Linked DNA regions of Homo sapiens: region 2 is linked to region 1. Evidence: chromatin contacts called from ENCODE Hi-C or POLR2A ChIA-PET data. All regions are on one chromosome and are shown on one strand. The core of a region is the stretch at or near the end of the contact, and the rest is flanking DNA. Distances in the headings are between cores, read along the strand shown. Region 1 has its middle 7.7 kb from the start of LINC02351. Region 2 has its middle 44 kb from the start of LUNAR1.

The links. Hi-C counts contacts between places; a loop is a spot of excess contacts on that map. ChIA-PET counts read pairs that join two places held with the same protein, here RNA polymerase II (POLR2A). Pooled maps may share reads with other maps.
Region 2: a loop to region 1 is called in a pooled map, with 2.5 times the contacts of the local background. The contact joins two enhancer-like sites. A Hi-C loop is called at or near these places in 3 of 50 pooled maps. POLR2A ChIA-PET finds 5 or more read pairs at or near these places in 2 of 52 experiments (MCF 10A and activated CD4-positive, alpha-beta T cell).

The regions. Positions count from the first base shown.
Region 1 is chr15:98,426,599-98,430,829 of GRCh38, forward strand. No RefSeq gene overlaps it. Among named protein-coding and RNA genes, the nearest start is that of LINC02351, 7.7 kb to the left of the region's middle. RefSeq lists silencers at 1,762-2,056, 1,782-2,076. Within about 2 kb of position 1,898, at least 6 of the 41 ENCODE cell types and tissues checked have a DNase peak (open chromatin) inside an H3K27ac peak, as active enhancers do.
Region 2 is chr15:99,057,000-99,061,230 of GRCh38, forward strand. No RefSeq gene overlaps it. Among named protein-coding and RNA genes, the nearest start is that of LUNAR1, 44 kb to the left of the region's middle. RefSeq lists enhancers at 829-1,430, 1,431-2,030 and silencers at 2,048-2,217, 2,328-2,377. Within about 2 kb of position 2,057, at least 18 of the 41 ENCODE cell types and tissues checked have a DNase peak (open chromatin) inside an H3K27ac peak, as active enhancers do.

The DNA.
Region 1 (4,231 bases), core at 648-3,147:
GGCTGTAGAAGGATAATTTTCTGCCATACCCACGCGTCTGTACCAGTCCTCAGCACAGCACTTGGCCCATGGAAGCCACCAGTGTGCATGGGAAGGATGACTGCATGAACCAGTGTTTTGTTTTGTTTTGTTTTTGTTTGTTTGTGTGTTGAGACAGGGTCTCGCTCTGTGGCCCAGGCTGGAGTACTAAGGTGGGATCACAGCTGACTGCAGCCTCAAACTTGTGGCCTCAAGCAATCCTCCCATCTTAGCCTCCCAAGTAGCTGGGGTTACAGGGATGTGCCACCATGGTCAGCTAATGTTTTCATTTTTTGTAGAGATGGTATCTCACTATGTTGCCCAGGCTGGTATTGAAATCCTGAGCTCAAGCAATCCTCCCACCTCAGCCTCCCAAAGTGCATGAACCAGTTTTAAAACAGTAATTAGAACTTCTATAAGCTGAGAGCATGCTATCCTTAAGTCGGTAGTCCCCGGAGGATGGGGCACCCTGTGGCTGGGAGGATCTTGGGCACCTCTGTTAACCAGTCCCAGCTTGGTTTAACTAGGGGGAGGGCTTCTTGGGCTAGAAGGGCATCTTCCATCCCTCCCACCCCAATTCAAGTACCAGGTCTGCCTCCCCCAGCTCCCAGCTATCTCAGTTCAACCTCCCTGGGGGCAGGTAGGGGCGCCCGGCCCCAGCACGTTCTGTTGGATGTTCCACCTCCTTGTTCCCTCTCTTCCCTCTTCTCACCCCCAGTTCCATTCTCATCGTTGCAAGCCAGGGCCACTGTGAACTTGGCATCCCTGGGACGCTGCACATTTACCTTCATCTTCCCAGCGAATCCTTCCAGAGAGACACTGTCCCCATTTTATAAACGAAGCACACTGGCCCCAGAGTATTTTGGCTGCTGCTGCTGCTGCTGCTGAAAAGAAGCCAAATAACACATCAAAAAAACTACAGATGAAAATGGGGCCAAATTGATGACACAGAACAGAAGGGAGTCCAGATCACAGCTGGATCGGGGGGTGCCTCTTGGCCCATGGCCCCCGTGTTTTCTATAGAATGCCCAAGGGCCAGAGAGGCTAAGAGGGAGAAAGTGGGCGGCCCCCACTGCACCCCCCAGCTTTTGTGCCCGGGTGGGGAATCCCAAGGAATACGTGAGTCTCAAGGCCCCCCACTTTCAACCTGTGGTGAAGGGAGGCAGGGTGCATTGCAGTGGGTTAGTTGAATTGTTTACGTATGTATTTATTTATTTGCAAGTCTATGGGGTTAATGAAGTAATTAGGGAAATCTGGGGTCTGCACTCCTGGACTTACAATGAAAGCTAGACATTTTTTTTTTCGTAATCCCAGCACTTTGGGAGACCGAGGTGGGCGGATCACATGAGGTCGCGAGTTCGAGACCAGCCTGGCCAACATGGTGAAACCCCGTTTCTACTAAAAATACAGAAATTAGCTGGGCGTGGTGGCGGACGCCTGTAGTCCCAGCTGCTTGGAGGCTGAGGCAGGAGAATCGCTTGAACCCGGGAGGCAGAGGCTGCAGTGAGCCGAGATCGCCACTGCACTCCAGCCTGGGCGACAGAGCGAGCGAGACTCAGTCAAAAAAAAAGAAGAAGAAAAGACACGCGAGCCCCTTTGAAGAATAAATCTCAGCTGTGTTATCTGTCTTGTCACAGCACTGAAACGTGGGGATGGGGAGAACGTAGTTCCACGTTGGCACAGATGAGCTGTTTACATCGAGGCGGACGAGCAGGCAGGAGCGTGCAGTCCGTGCGGCTCTGTTTCTTTCCCCTGTTAAGCGCAGAGTTTCTAGCTGCAGCTAAAGACGCCCACCCAGGCCGAGCGCCCTTGGATTCTGTGGGAGGGCGGCCCCGCGTCCACCGCCTGGGGGCACCGACTCGGGGCTGCGGACCTCGGAGCGCGCCCGGCGGGCTTTGGTTTGGGCAAGGCTGCCATCGTGTGGCCGCCGTGGGTATTTCCCTCGGAAAGCGGCCGGGCAGCGAGCAGGCGCCCGCGCCTCTTCTTTTTACGGGAGTCCGCGCTCTCCGCAAGTCTGTCCTGAGATCGCCGTTTTCTCCCACCAGCCAGAATGGGGCTCACTGCTGCAACCCGGGTCTCAGTCTTCTCCAGGGCACCTCCTGGGCCGTGCCCCGAGCCTTGACTGCGGCAGGCGGTGTTTTTTCCTCTAAAGGAAGAACTTGCCTGTCAGGGCAGTCCACAGTCCAAAATGTGACGCATACCGGAGCTCAGGCCTGGTATCAATCTTAGCACAGCATTTCGGGCTGAATAACTCTGTTATGGGAGCTTTCCTGCCTCTACCCACTAGATGTCAGTACCACCTCTCACCCAACTGTGACAACCAAAAATATCTCCAGACATGGCCAAATGTCCAGGGTTAGGAGGCAAAGTTACCCACCTGAGAACATAAGAGGGAGTGTACTCGTTTCCCATTGCAACTGTAAGAAATTATCACAAATTTGGTGGCCTAAAACTGCCAGGATTTCTTACCATACAGTTCTGGAAGTCAGAAGTCTCAAACAGGTCTTGCTGGGCTGAGGTCAAGCTGGTTCCTTCTGGAGGCTCCAGGGGAGAATCTGTTTCCTGGTCCTTTCCACACAGGCGGCCTGCATTCCTTGGCTCATGGCCCCTTCCTTCATCTTCAAACCCAGCAATGGCTGACTGTGTCTCACGCTGCGACGCTCTGATGGTTCTCTGGCAGTCAAACCTTTCTGTGTGTCCCTCATTTAAACAACCCTTGTGATCACACTGGGCCCACCCAGAGGATCCAGGATAATCTCTCCCTCTCACAATCTTTAGCTTAATCGCATCTGAGAAGTCCCTTTTACCAGGTAAGGTAACTGATACGGTTTGGATGTGTCCCCACCCAAATCTCATCATGAATTGTAGCTCCCATAATTCCCATGTGTGGTGAGAGGGACCCAGTGGGAGATAATTGAGTCACGGGGCACCTTCCCCCATACTGTTCTCATGATAGTTAATAGGTCTCAAGACCTACTAACTATCTCAAGTGGTTTCATAAGGGGAAACCTCTTTCACTTGGTTCTCATTTCTCTCTTGTCTGCTGCCATGTAAGACGTGCATTTCGCCTTCTGCCATAATTGTGAGGATTCCCAGCCACGTGGAACTGAGTCCATTAAACTTCTTTTTCTTTATAAATTACCCAGTCCCAGGTATGTCTTTATCAGCAGCATGAAAACAGACTAATACAGTAACACACTCACAGGTTCCCAGGATTCCCATGTGAGCATCTTTGGGGGCTGCCATGAGAAGATACAAGTGTAAGCCTTGACCAGGCTAGAGCAACAGTGCAGATGAGTGACACTGGCCAGTGAGTGGTGGGGATATGCCCTCCAGGAAAGGGACCGCAGTTTCCAGGCCCTAAAACGTCTCATCTGCTGACTAATTTGAACCCTCAAGCTGCCAGTTTACAGACCCTGACTCATCCTCTACCTTTCACCAACGAGAACCCCGGCGACCCAGAAGGAAAGTGATCATCCCAGCCCTCTCTGGAGTAAGGAGCCAGGCTGAAGCCAGACCCCAAGCTCTTCCCAGTCCTGGGACACAAGTCCATGTTACCCACCCTCAAAGGGAAACATTTCTGTGCTGTGGGATTTCAAGCTGTGCATGAGGCCAGGGAGGAAGTGGTGGTCCCCACACCATCTACACTCCACACCCCCCACCAGGGGTTGGAGGCCGGCTGTGAGAATCAGCCCAGGGCCCTGCCTGAGGGGCTGGATGTGAGGGCAACGTGGGCACCATGACTCTCTGGGGACTGACAGGATGAGCTCAGGGGTCTGTCCCTCACTTGGAGGGTGAGACCCCTGTTTGGCTCTGCATTGAGTGTGAGGATATGGAGTGCCAGGGAGGGAGAGAGAAAGAAATGCCTTTGCTATTTTTATTGGCTTTGAAGTCTAAAATGCCAGGCTCACTTGGGCAGTGGTGGGAAGGGCATCATAGAAGTCTTCAAATAGGTTTGGGGGTCCCAGAGTAGAAGAGAGGTGCGTTCCAATTCCAGCTCGGAGTTCTCAGAGAATGAGTGGCCCCAACCCCAGAGCTCAGAAGAGGACTGCATGAGGGTGCAGGGTCAGCCCCACAGCAAAGCCAGGAGTCCCCAGTGGGGACAGAAAAATGATGCTTACCCATGTGGCCAGGGACAGAGACGATGCAGGTTGAGAGCGAGAACTTGCCGGCCACAACGTCACTTCCTGGTTAGGACAGGGGTTTGGGGTAG
Region 2 (4,231 bases), core at 807-3,306, 630 kb after region 1:
CAGCCTGCCAGAGCATCTGGAAGGGAAAAGGCAGCAGCCATGCTGCTACATTCCTGATCCTGCTAAGGACTCTTACTGGCTCCTGGGATGGGGACCTGGGCTCTGGGATGTCAGGGCAAACCCGGATGGGGTTGCCCCCAACTGGAAGTGACTGCTGGTTCTCATGGAAGCTGGTGCCTGGGATCAGCACCAAGGAGAGTGAGCCTACCTCCTGGCCTGTCAGCTAGGAAGTGCCAAGCAAGGGACCAGCAACAAAAGGTGCAGTCCTGAGCAAGACACGAGAGCGGTGGGAAAGGCCTGGGTTTTTCCACTAGGGGATAGGAGGCCTTACTGGAGCTGATCAACTGGTTCATACTGTGGAGTTGACTGTAACCAGTACAACAATGCTGGAAAGTAAAAGCTACAAGATATTCTCGCTGTCCTTTTCCCACAGAAATATACTATGTATCAAGCTAAGTAAATGTCTGGAAACCTGGAAACCCCCCAAAACTGGTAGAAGCAGTTTCTTTTCTTTATTCTTTTTCTTTTTTTTTTTTTTTAACTATTTCACACGCACACAAAAAAAAAAGAGCTAGAGAAAAACCATGTTTCTTGGATTTAATTTTGTTCACACAAATTTTCTTTTTTAAAAAAGAATAAACTGGAACCATCTAATCTAAGGTAAGCATGAAACTGTCTCAGTGACTCTTTTAAAAGTTGTCTGTAATTGTGTGACTTGGAAAATTAATTTCCTTCCAGATGAAGAAACCCGAGGCAGGTCTTATGAGTGACAATTATTAGTAACCACCTCAGGAAGCAGCTGGAACAATGAGAAGGGGCGGAGGACCGTGTGAGACCTGCAGGCAAACACAAGGGCTGCTTGCAACTTGCCTAAAATAGAAAATAGAAGTTAGCAACAGCTTCCCCGCCTGCCAGGCCCCTCTTTGGAAGGCTCTGTGCGGTAACAAGTACCATGGCAGGATGCTACCCAAGAGCCTCTCTGGAGATGGACAAGAACCCCTGGGGCAGTTGAGGCGAAACGAATGCCCCCTGGCTTCCTTCCCACCTCTGGGGCGCAGGTTCCCCACTAGAGTCACCTCCAGGTGCTGACGCCCTTTTGCTTCCTTCTGCTGAAAAAGTCAAACCAGTTACTGTTTTGATTCTTTTTTAAAGGTTTTAGAAGAATGACACATATTACACAAGCTTTATTTGGAGGAGTCATTGGCGAGGTAATGTGCTCTTAACCGTGGAACAAGCCTTGGCGCTGAAGCGTGAAGGACGCGGTTCGAATCCCAGCTTGGTCACCTTCGCCTTTTTGAGCTGCCCAGGATAATAAGAAGGTTGGGCAAGGCTCAGCCTGCACGTGGCTAGAAACATAATCCCAGCACTTTGGGAGGCCTAGGCGGGAGGATCACGAGGTCAAGAGATGGAGACCATCCTAGCCAACATGGGAAACCCCGTCTCTACGAAAAATACAAAAATGAGCTGGGCGTGGTGGCGCGTGCCTGTAGTCCCGGCCACTCGGGAGGCTAATCGGTTGAACCCGGGAGGCGGAGGTTGCAGTGAGCCGAGATCGCACCACCGCACTCCAGCCTGGGGGTCAGAGCGAGACTCCGCTACACATCACCAGGCTCACCTGAGAGGCTGGAAAAGCAGGGGCGGAGGGAGGAGTGGGGAAGAGAGGGAAGGGGGTGGGGAGCAAAGTACCCGAGCCGACACCGATCCCCAAACTGTACCTTTTCAATTATCTTAGTAACTTTCACCCCAATGGCACGGCTTATCTTAACACTGATTACCGCACCCCGCACCCCCCGCTATTCTCCCCCACTCCGCGCACTCCCAGATGCTTCACATGAAATCGACATGGCAAAGTCACAGCCTCGAACTGAAACGGTTTTCCAATTTTGGAAGCTTGACTGGCCATAAAAAGGTTTTGTTTTTTTCTTTTCTCTCTTCTTCCCTGCCCGTGACGCCGCCCCCTCCCCCGCCCTCCCTCCGCCCCCACCCCCACCCCCACCCCCTCCCCACGCTCAAGAGCGGATCCGCGCCGGCCGCGGCGGAACCTACGCGCCTGTTTTCCAGCGGCCGCTCCCCGGCGCTGCCCGGCGCCGCCCCCTGCCGGCGGGAGTCGGAGCTGCTCCCGCGTGCGCGCCGGCCGCGGCGGGCTGATGACCCAACGCCGCAGGCATCCGAGGATAACCTTTCCCTTTTCTTTCCAAGACCAAATAAGGGGGCTCTTCCCTCTGCGCGCCAGGCCCGCGGCAGTTAGGCCAAGGGGCGTGGAAAGGAGGATCCGGGAACGAGGCTGACAGTCGGCAACAACCGAGCACATTGTTCCCGCGGCGCCCGGCCTCCCCCTCCTCCCGCGGGCCCGGCCCGTGCCCACCCTGCAGCCCCAGGCGCGGGGAGCCAGGCGGGATCGGCGCGACCCCGGACCCCGTCGGCAGCTCCGCCAAGCCCTCCGGCCCCTCCCCCGAGAAGAAGTGAAGGGCGGGGTGCCCGCGGGCCCTCGCCCCGGTGCAGACCCTCCAGGCTCGCGGGGCAGCCGACCGGGGACCCCGGCGGGGGCCAGGCCCGACTGCCCAGCCTCGGAACCCTGGCATCGCCCCCGAGGGAGGGAGTCACTGGTGGCTGACAGTGTTTGGTAACCACAGAAACCGAGATCTGACCTATATTTTCGAACACGGCCTCAACTCTAGCTTTCCTTCTAGAAATCAAAGTGAGAGAATCTGACTTGCTGCTAATTTTCCTCCTGCTTTATATTCCAAAATGCCACCCGGAAGGCTAGGCAAGTCAGGAAACCTCGCTGGCGGTGTGGATGGCTGGTGAGGGTCCCCGGTGCTCCAGTTAGGAGGCAGGGGCTGTCCCCTCTGCAGCCTCCTGCCGGCCACAGCGTCCTCCTGCCCACCAGCGGCTGGTGCATTTCTGGAGGGCAATTGGATGATATTGATCAGGATTTAAAATAAGTGCATTGTTTGACGATTTCATTCCACTTCTCGGTGTTTATCCTAAGTAGGTGCTGGGAAGGGTGCACAAAGACAGACCTTCTAAGCACAGAGGATGGCCACAGTCCTGCTTAACAGTAACAGTAGTTGGCCTTAACTGAGCATTTACTAAGTGCTAGAAACTGTTCTAAACATTTTACAAATAGCTACTCACAACATCCCTATGCTGCGGGAACTGTATTATTTTTTATTTTTATTTTCTGTCGCCCAGGCTGGAGTGCAGTGGCGCCATCTCAGCTCACTGCAACCTCTGCCTCCCGAGTTCAAGCGATTCTCCTGATTCAGCCTCCCGAGTAGCTGGGACTACAGATGTGCGCCACCACGCCCGGTTAATTTTTTGTATTATTAGTAGAGACAGGGTTTCGCCATATTGGCCAGGCTGGTCTCGAACTCCTGACCTCATGATCCACCCGCCGCGGTCTCCCAAAGGGCTGGGATTCCAGGCGTGAGCCACCGTGCCTGGCCAGGGACTGTATTATTAATACAGCCAACCCTCCATATCTGTGGATTCAACCAACCATGCATGGAAAATATTCCAGAAAAAAAAATTCCGCCAAGTTCCAAAAAGCAAAACCCGAATTTGCCATGCGCCAATTACTACTACATTGAATCCACAAGAATGAAATGAAGTGTTGGCATTGTATGGGGTATTATAAGTAATCCAGAGAGATTTAAAGTGTACAGGAGGATGTGTGCAGGTTATATACAAATATCACACCATTTTATATAAGGAACTTGAGCATCTGTGGATTTTGGTATGGGGCTCCTGGAACCAATTCCCCACGCATACCGAGGGACAACCGCACCTCCATTTAATACATGAGGAAACTTCTCAGAGATGCTAGGTTTCTGCTGACCATCACCCAGCTGGGGAGTTGCACAGCCAGGAATGATGCCACGCTCTGAGGCTCCAGAGTCTGTGCCCTTGACCGCAACACTAAATGTTTATCAATGGGGATTTGATTAATTTAGAATACATCCGTATAATGGAGTATTTGCCGGCCGCTTAAATGGTGATGTAGATTGGGAATAATTGGCATGGAAAAATGTCCATGACATATTGTTGAGTGAAAACAGCTGGTTATACAAGAGTGTGCCTAACGGGATCCCGCGGTTGTGCAGAAGGGCGCTCATGGCTATGCTAACCATGGTCACCTTTGGGCAGTAGAATTTCAGGTGGCTAATTTTACAAGTATGTCGTCTTTGTTGTTGAACTCTTTTTTTTTCTTATTGTTAATCACAGTCCA